3 separate regions of the Mus musculus genome follow, and regions 1 and 3 are each linked to region 2. A link is a contact called in ENCODE Hi-C or POLR2A ChIA-PET data. All regions are on one chromosome and are shown on one strand. Each heading gives the region's core, a stretch centred on a gene start or an enhancer-like site at or near the end of the contact. The rest is flanking DNA. Distances are from core to core; before and after follow the strand shown. Region 1 holds the start of Mrps18a (mitochondrial ribosomal protein S18A). Region 2 has its middle 37 kb from the start of Mrps18a. Region 3 holds the start of Vegfa (vascular endothelial growth factor A).

Region 1 (2,700 bases), core at 109-2,608, 37 kb before region 2:
CTTCTCCTTCTTCTATCTTCAAGACAGGTTATCTCTATGTAGCCCTAACTGTCCTAGAACTCTCCTAGAACTCGCTCTGTAGGCCAGGCTGGCCTTGAACTTAATCTGCCTGCCTCTGTCTCCTGGGATTAAAGGGGTGCTACCACTGCCCAGTTTATCTATCTGCCATTCTTTTTTTTTTTTTTTTTTTTTTTTGGTTTTTCGAGACAAGGTTTCTCTGTATAGCCCTGGTTGTCAACTCACTCTGTAGACCAGGCTGGCCTCAAACTCAGAAATCTGCCTGCCTCTGCCTCCCGAGTGCTGGGATTAAAGTTGTGAGCCACCACGCCCAACTTATTTCTCAGTTTTAACTAATATTCCCTGGTTGGCCAATTTTAAAGACAAGTCCCTTCCCGCATCATTTCTTTATCTACATCACTTATCCTTTCCTGCTTCTCACAGAATACAGAAAAGACTATATCCAGAAAGACCTTTTCACTCTGCCAAACTCCATCCTTTTACGAGCCTGTTCAAGAGCATCCTCTTTATGAAAATTTCAAACTGACTTTGCTATTTCTGGTTACAGAATCTTACTGTACTTTTTCATGCAAACGGATAACTTCCGTTTATTGGTGGGGATGTATACATAGCTCGTTAGAACCCAAGGAAGCCGTGCTTTTTCCCTTTACAGTCCTTTTACAGCTAGACTCACAGCGTTTGACCTTCAGTAAGGTCTCAGATGATGCTAGAATCTGGTTACCTTTCCAGATTTAATATTAATGAAATGCAGACCTAACATTTAGCAAGTCTTAGTTGTTCAACTGCCATTGCACTTTGGCTGCTATCTTACAAGTCCGTAGCTTAGGCAGAGAAAGTGACCATTTAATCACACATTTTTCAGAGAAGAATTGATAAGGTGGGCTTGGCGGCATGCTTTAACCAAGGAGGAGGCGATTTGGAAAATGATGGGAGAATTAACACTCAGCCTTTATAGCTTTTCTGAACTCTGAGACATTCTTCTCTTTGATCTTTAAACGACCAGGTCTTTCTCTCAGTTCTCCTTGACTTTCGGAAGACACTGAGAACCGGGAGGTGAAGCCACCCCGCCAGCGTCTGTAAAGCCTTTAAGCGGCCCGCGGGGGATCGCACCTCCCGGGTCTCAGAGTCGCTGAGAGGGAGGGGCACATCGCGGCTGGCTGAAGTGTCACGACGCTCTCCTCAAGTCCCGGGGGTCGCTGGGTCCTGGGACTCACCTTCTCTCAACCCGCGAGCTGGAAGCCATAACCAGCCAGTGGCAGCGGGGCCTGCCAGGAACGCTTGGAGCTGCCGCCCGCAGCCTGACACCAGAGCCCTGAGGGCCGCCATCTTGGAACGCACCTGACCGCGTGTGCACTTCCGCTTCCGGAGCAGGGGTGTGCGCAGCCGCTGTGCGGCGGGAGGGTTTCTCGTGGTCACCGATCCCTTCTGTTTCTGTCACCTCCTCTGTCTGTAAATTACACGCCACCCGGTTTCCTTAGTTTTTCTTCCTGCTGGGCAGCTTTTGTGACTGAGGCTAGACCTGTCAGGACAGATTGGGATGGTAAGGACTCTGGCCCTCAGCATCAGAGGTGGAATACAGTTGACCACCCCTCCCACCTGCCGATCTTTGTTGCTAATACACACTTTCTTTTCTTTTCTAAAAGATTTATTTATTTAGTTAGTTAGCTAGTTATTTAATGTATATGAGTACACTGTAGCTGTACAGATGGTTGTGAGCCATCATTGCTTGCTCTCCTGCCCAAAGATATTATTATATCTAATTACACTGTAGCTGTCTTCAGACACCCCAGAAGAGGGCGTCAGATCTCATTACAGATGGTTGTGAGCCACCATGTGGTTGCTGGGATTTGAACTCAGGACCTTCGGAAGAGTGGTTGGTGCTCTTAACCGCTGAGCCATCTCTCCAGCCCCTTATACACACTTTCAATCTTTGTGTTTATATACACTTCCCTGATTTCTTGCAGGGTTTGGAATTATAGAATGCTTTGGTCAGGAGACAGGATTCCTACAAATGACTTTGGTCAGTCCGCCAGTGCAGAGAGGAATGCGAAGCTGGGCCACCCTAGTCACCCTTGTGGCTGCATCCTGGGAAGCCCAGGGCATCCCTAGTTCTTTATGAATGGAAACAACACCGCTCCCCCCTCCCCCCCTATAAAGAGTCACTGCCAGCGTTTCCCACATTGGCACCTCTTTTGTCCTTCACTGTTTTGGAATGAACAGACCTCTCTGCGGAGAAAAGGCTTTAGCCTCTTTTTCGGTCTTCTGTCTCCCTACACTGCCTAAGAGATCTAACATTTGGTGTCAAAGCCCGGGTTGCTGCACCACCATTATGCTAGGTTATTTAAAGGCAGCTGTAGAGAGACAGAAAGAGAGGCTCAGTTTGTCCTTAGCAGGGACAATGCTTATTCTCAGCAAGGGAAGATGGGCAACAGCCCCTTACAGGAGTAGAAATGACTTCGTAGTCTGAAAGGGAAGCTGAGAGATGTGGCCTTTCAGCTGGAAACAATCAGTTAGCCCATGCATCATAAAAGGGAGCTCACTCAGTTGGGGGTGATGTAGTGGATTCTGACCCATTAAGTTCTTCCCATGGATGTACACCTTGTGTGAGCATCCATGGGCGGTCATGCCTGATCTCTCCCCCTACAGAGACCCTGACGAGACATAGAAGAAAGAGCACGCAGC
Region 2 (2,700 bases), core at 188-2,687:
GTTGCCTATAGGCAATATTCTGCCTATAGGGATGGAAGGAAGAAGGGAGACCCTGTTAGTGGGGTGTGGTCATGGGGGAATCCTGACGGGGCTGGGTCAAAGCTAATGCGGAGCATGACAGAAAGGCAGATAGATGGTGGAGAGGGGACAGGAGGGCCTGGCCTTCTCGCCAGATGGCTGATTTGCCTAGAGCCAGCAGGGGTCACTGCAGATCTAAGTAACTTTAGCAAGGTAGTGGGCCTCTTGCATCATTACCTGTCTGCATAGCCAGGGTGCAGGACCAGTTCTGGACAGGTGCTTGAGGTTTGCCTCATGTAGTTGAAAGTGACTATCTTGGTCATCTGGCCCTGATGTCCTTGTAGGCCTCCACAGCTGCCTGAGCTCATGGCCTACTGAGCCCAGCTTCCAGCAGGACCTGGAAAGTCTCTAGGGATGCCTTCTATAGAAGCCACCTGGGCCCAAGGCATCTCTCTTCTTGTTCTGGCTCAGCAGGTTGGTAACCAAGGATAGGAAACGTGTAAACCTCATTTTATCAAGGTCCCCTGAGTTTATCTGCACCTGTGTTGCCACAAATGCTTAGCGAAACACCAGTTTACAGTCCTATCTGGGTTAGAGGGCATGTGGGTCCTAGGGAGGTTCATGTCTCAACTGCACCCCTCCCCCACTTACTATAAAGTAGAGTGAAACATGTTTCCTCTAAGATAATGCAAAGAACAAGTGCACAGAGAATGATGTAATTGTATTCTAATAAAAATTATTATTTAAAAAAGTGCACAGAAGAAAATTTCCTTCCCTAAGCTTGACAGAGGGGCTCAGTTCTTCTGGAAGAGTTCCAACAGAAAAGGCCCCCTTAGGACAGGTGGGATGGCTCAGAGGGCAAAGGTGCTTCATGCCAGGTCTGACCAACTGAAGTGCAAGACCCAGAACACACATGATGGGAGAACTGACCAGATTAAAACTAATGTGTGTAATAAAATAAGAAAAGCTCATTTAGAAGTCCTCTCATCTAACGCCCCGTCTCTGCTTTCATTAAAAAAGAAAGGTTGGTAGGGGTTTGAGGAAACTAACTCGCACTGAGGGTGGGGACATCTGGACCGTCGTGGTAGAAGGAAGGAAGCAGGCTCCCAAATGTGAGCTCCTGAGGTTCCATAGCAAGCAAGGCACTGGGAGAGCTCCCAGCCCCTGGCTCCCAGCCAGGAGTCTTCACCCCACCCCACCCTACCCCACCTCCCTCCCCCAAACACACACTCTCTACCCGTCCATCCTCCGGGTCTGGATGCCAAAAGTCTGGAATAGAGCCTGTGCCCTATACACACAAGGCTGCGGTTTCCTCTGTGTGACCCGCAGGCTACCCGGAGGGTGTGGGTGTCGAGCGCGCGCACCAAGGTTGTGTAACAAGCTCCCGGCTTGTGTGCACGCGCTGTGTAACCTGATGCAACAGGGAAGTTTGCGGTCCCGTGAGCTGGGGTGTGGGCGCTTGGCTGGTGGCCAAACCACAAGGACTATTTGACTTACGGCTGTGGAGGAGGCTGCGTTTGGGGGTCGTGGGGCTGTCTACGTCAGGGCTTGTCTGGCTTGCATTGCCCACATCCTGGTCCTTGTGGGCACAGGACTGGGAATGGGGCTGCCTGGTCAGGTGGTGTTGGGGAGAGACTAGTAGACAAGGAATGGTCCCATGTTAGCATGCTGTTGTGACGGGTGGAGAACCGGCTGACTTCCGCCCTGCCCTCGGTGTTTTCCAAGAGCTAACTCTCCTGCCAGTTCCACCTATCTGTCCTGCAGACCTGCACCTCTTACCTCAGATTCAAGTCTTTCTTCTATGCAGCAGTATCTGTCTTTCCTTCCTCTAGCCACTGGAGACCTACATCCCTGTCTCTGTGGACTAGGCTTTCCCCGCACACCTATGTGTGAAGCAGAATGAGGGGAAAGGTTAAAGGGCAAACGCTAATGTTGCCCGTCCAGTTTCTCTAACCCTGTCAGCTCACTACCATTTTGAGCCAAGTGCCTAAGAATGATGTAGGTTCTTCTTGCCTCCCTGGACCCATCTGGAAGGGGGAGTCTTTGCCCTCCCTCCATGGGGCTGACAAAAGGGTCGCTCAGGGACATGGAACTAAAGGGTCCAGGAAGGGATTTGAATGGGAGTTGCCCTTGCTTTTTTTGTCCCCTACCTATACCATCTCACAGATGCCACAGGCACTTCGGAGAGCAAGGGCCCTGGAAGACATGACTAAGAAAGGCATGGCACTGTCTTGCCCGCCCTGGTGAGGGGTGGGTCCACGGCCACGAGTGTATCTTTGATGAAGAGAGATGGGGTTTACGTTTTTATATTCTATTTATTTTTTATTTATTTGCCGCGCGCGCGTGTGTGTGTGTGTGTGTGTGTGTGTGTATGATGCGTGTGGTGCATACATCCCACAGCATGAAACTCAGAGGACCTCCTGCCTCCATCTCTCAACTTCTGAGATTACATACGTTGTGGTCCACCATGCCTGGTTTATATGTTGGCGATCGAACCCAGGGCTTTCTGACTGCCAGGGAAGAGCTCAACCCACTGAGCTCCATCCTCAGACCATGGTCTGGTTCTGTTTGTTTGTTTTTGTTTTTACCTTTACCCACCTATGCTATCCCTTAGAGAGATACTTTCCTTGTGGGCGGCCAGTGGGTACCAGAGAAGCAGGGCTAGATAAAGTGGGGAGGGAA
Region 3 (2,700 bases), core at 65-2,564, 42 kb after region 2:
GACAGAGCCACACGGGCTAAGTGTGCAAGCATAGAGAAATAGCCAAGGGTTTTAGGGAGAATGGGAGGACAGAGTACACCCCTGAATTCTGTTTAGAAGATGAACCGTAAGCCTAGGCTAGAACTGAGGGAGCCTCTACTCCCACCCTTCCGAGGGTTGGCGGCAGCGCTGGGCAGCTGGCCTACCTACCTTTCTGAATGCTAGGGTAGGTTTGAATCACCATGCCGGCCTGGCCCGCTTCTGCCCCCATTGGCACCCTGGCTTCAGTTCCCTGGCAACATCTCTGTGTGTGTGTGTGTGTGTGTGTGAGAGAGAGAGATCAGGAGGAACAAGGGCCTCTGTCTGCCCAGCTGTCTCTCCTTCAGGGCTCTGCCAGACTACACAGTGCATACGTGGGTTTCCACAGGTCGTCTCACTCCCCGCCACTGACTAACTCCAGAACTCCACTTCCCGTTCTCAGTGCCACAAATTTGGTGCCAAATTCTCTCCAGAGAAGCCTCTCTGGAAACTTCCCAGAGGATCCCATTCACCCCAGGGCCCTAGCTCCTGATGACTGCAGATCAGACAAGGGCTCAGATAAGCATACTCCCCCCCCCCCGTAACCCCCTCCCCACATATAAACCTAGAGTTATGCTTCCGAGGTCAAACACGCAACTTTTTGGGTGTGTGTGTATGTCAGAAACACGCAATTATTTGGGAGCTCAAAGTCTGCCGCACTCAAGAATCAACTCTCACCCCCTTTCCAAGACCCGTGCCATTTGAGCAAGAGTTGGGGTGTGCATAATGTAGTCACTAGGGGGCGCTCGGCCATCACGGGGAGATCGTGAACTTGGGCGAGCCGAGTCTGCGTGAGGGAGGACGCGTGTGTCAATGTGAGTGCGTGCATGCATGTGTGTGTGTGTGTAGTGTGTTTGTGAGGTGGGGGAGAAAGCCAGGGGTCACTCTAGTTGTCCCTATCCTCATACGTCCCTGCCAGCTCTCCGCCTTCCAACCCCTACTTTCTCCTATATTCCTGGGAAAGGGAATTGTTCTTAGACCCTGTCCGCATATAACCTCACTCTCCTGTCTCCCCTGATTCCCAATACTCTGGGATTCCCAGTGTGTTCCTGAGCCCAGTTTGAAGGGGTGCACAGATAATTTTGAGGCCGTGGACCCTGGTAAGGGGTTTAGCTTTCCATTTCGCGGTAGTGGCCTAGGGGCTCCCCGAAAGGCGGTGCCTGGCTCCACCAGACCGCTCCCCGGGGCGGGTCTGGGCGGGGCTTGGGGGTGGAGCTAGATTTCCTCTTTTTCTTCCACCGCTGTTACCGGTGAGAAGCGCAGAGGCTTGGGGCAGCCGAGCTGCAGCGAGGCCGCGGCACTGGGGGCGAGCTGAGCGGCGGCAGCGGAGCTCTGTCGCGAGACGCAGCGACAAGGCAGACTATTCAGCGGACTCACCAGCCCGGGAGTCTGTGCTCTGGGATTTGATATTCAAACCTCTTAATTTTTTTTTCTTAAACTGTATTGTTTTACGCTTTAATTTATTTTTGCTTCCTATTCCCCTCTTAAATCGTGCCAACGGTTTGAGGAGGTTGGTTCTTCACTCCCTCAAATCACTTCGGATTGTGGAAATCAGCAGACGAAAGAGGTATCAAGAGCTCCAGAGAGAAGTCAAGGAAGAGAGAGAGAGACCGGTCAGAGAGAGCGCGCTGGCGAGCGAACAGAGAGAGGGACAGGGGCAAAGTGACTGACCTGCTTTTGGGGGTGACCGCCAGAGCGCGGCGTGAGCCCTCCCCCTTGGGATCTTGCATCGGACCAGTCGCGCTGACGGACAGACAGACAGACACCGCCCCCAGCCCCAGCGCCCACCTCCTCGCCGGCGGGCTGCCGACGGTGGACGCGGCGGCGAGCCGCGAGGAACCGAAGCCCGCGCCCGGAGGCGGGGTGGAGGGGGTCGGGGCTCGCGGGATTGCACGGAAACTTTTCGTCCAACTTCTGGGCTCTTCTCGCTCCGTAGTAGCCGTGGTCTGCGCCGCAGGAGACAAACCGATCGGAGCTGGGAGAAGTGCTAGCTCGGGCCTGGAGAAGCCGGGGCCCGAGAAGAGAGGGGAGGAAGAGAAGGAAGAGGAGAGGGGGCCGCAGTGGGCGCTCGGCTCTCAGGAGCCGAGCTCATGGACGGGTGAGGCGGCCGTGTGCGCAGACAGTGCTCCAGCCGCGCGCGCGCCCCAGGCCCCGGCCCGGGCCTCGGTTCCAGAAGGGAGAGGAGCCCGCCAAGGCGCGCAAGAGAGCGGGCTGCCTCGCAGTCCGAGCCGGAGAGGGAGCGCGAGCCGCGCCGGCCCCGGACGGGCCTCCGAAACCATGAACTTTCTGCTCTCTTGGGTGCACTGGACCCTGGCTTTACTGCTGTACCTCCACCATGCCAAGGTAAGCGGTCGTGCCCGTCTGCTGTCGCCGGGCCGTGGCGAGCGCCTCTCCCGCTTGGGGACGTGCGTGCGTGCGAGCGCGCGCGTGGGGGGCTTCGTGCCCCACGCGGGTCCTTGGGCACCGGGCGCGAGGCGTCCCCCTCTGTCGTCGTACGTGGAGGGGGAGGGGGTGCGCGCTAGGTGGGAGGGCGCCAGGATCGTCTCGCCGCCCACGCGGGCCCTGCCCACCCACCAGAGTCACCGCACGTACGATCTGGGCCGAGCAGCGGAGGGCGGGAGCCAGAGGAGGAGGCTGAGGGGG

The links. Hi-C counts contacts between places; a loop is a spot of excess contacts on that map. ChIA-PET counts read pairs that join two places held with the same protein, here RNA polymerase II (POLR2A).
Region 1: POLR2A ChIA-PET joins it to region 2 with 13 read pairs in embryonic stem cell. The contact joins the promoter of Mrps18a here to the enhancer-like site in region 2. POLR2A ChIA-PET finds 5 or more read pairs at or near these places in 3 of 5 experiments (Patski and embryonic stem cell).
Region 3: a map of T-helper 2 cell shows a loop between it and region 2 (2.1-fold over the local background). The contact joins the promoter of Vegfa here to the enhancer-like site in region 2. A Hi-C loop is called at or near these places in 2 of 37 maps with a recorded cell type or tissue (T-helper 2 cell and regulatory T cell). POLR2A ChIA-PET finds 5 or more read pairs at or near these places in 4 of 5 experiments (Patski and embryonic stem cell).

Annotation. Positions count from the first base shown.
Region 1 is chr17:46,109,662-46,112,361 of GRCm38, reverse strand. It overlaps Mrps18a (mitochondrial ribosomal protein S18A), which reads right to left and starts at 1,358. Exons shown (of 6, transcript NM_026768.3): 1 at 1,233-1,358. The coding sequence starts at 1,344.
Region 2 is chr17:46,072,813-46,075,512 of GRCm38, reverse strand. No RefSeq gene overlaps it. Among named protein-coding and RNA genes, the nearest start is that of Mrps18a, 37 kb to the left of the region's middle. Within about 2 kb of position 1,437, at least 1 of the 3 ENCODE cell types and tissues checked has a DNase peak (open chromatin) inside an H3K27ac peak, as active enhancers do.
Region 3 is chr17:46,030,991-46,033,690 of GRCm38, reverse strand. Vegfa (vascular endothelial growth factor A) reads left to right here and starts at 1,314. Exons shown (of 7, transcript NM_009505.4): 1 at 1,314-2,400. The coding sequence starts at 1,801.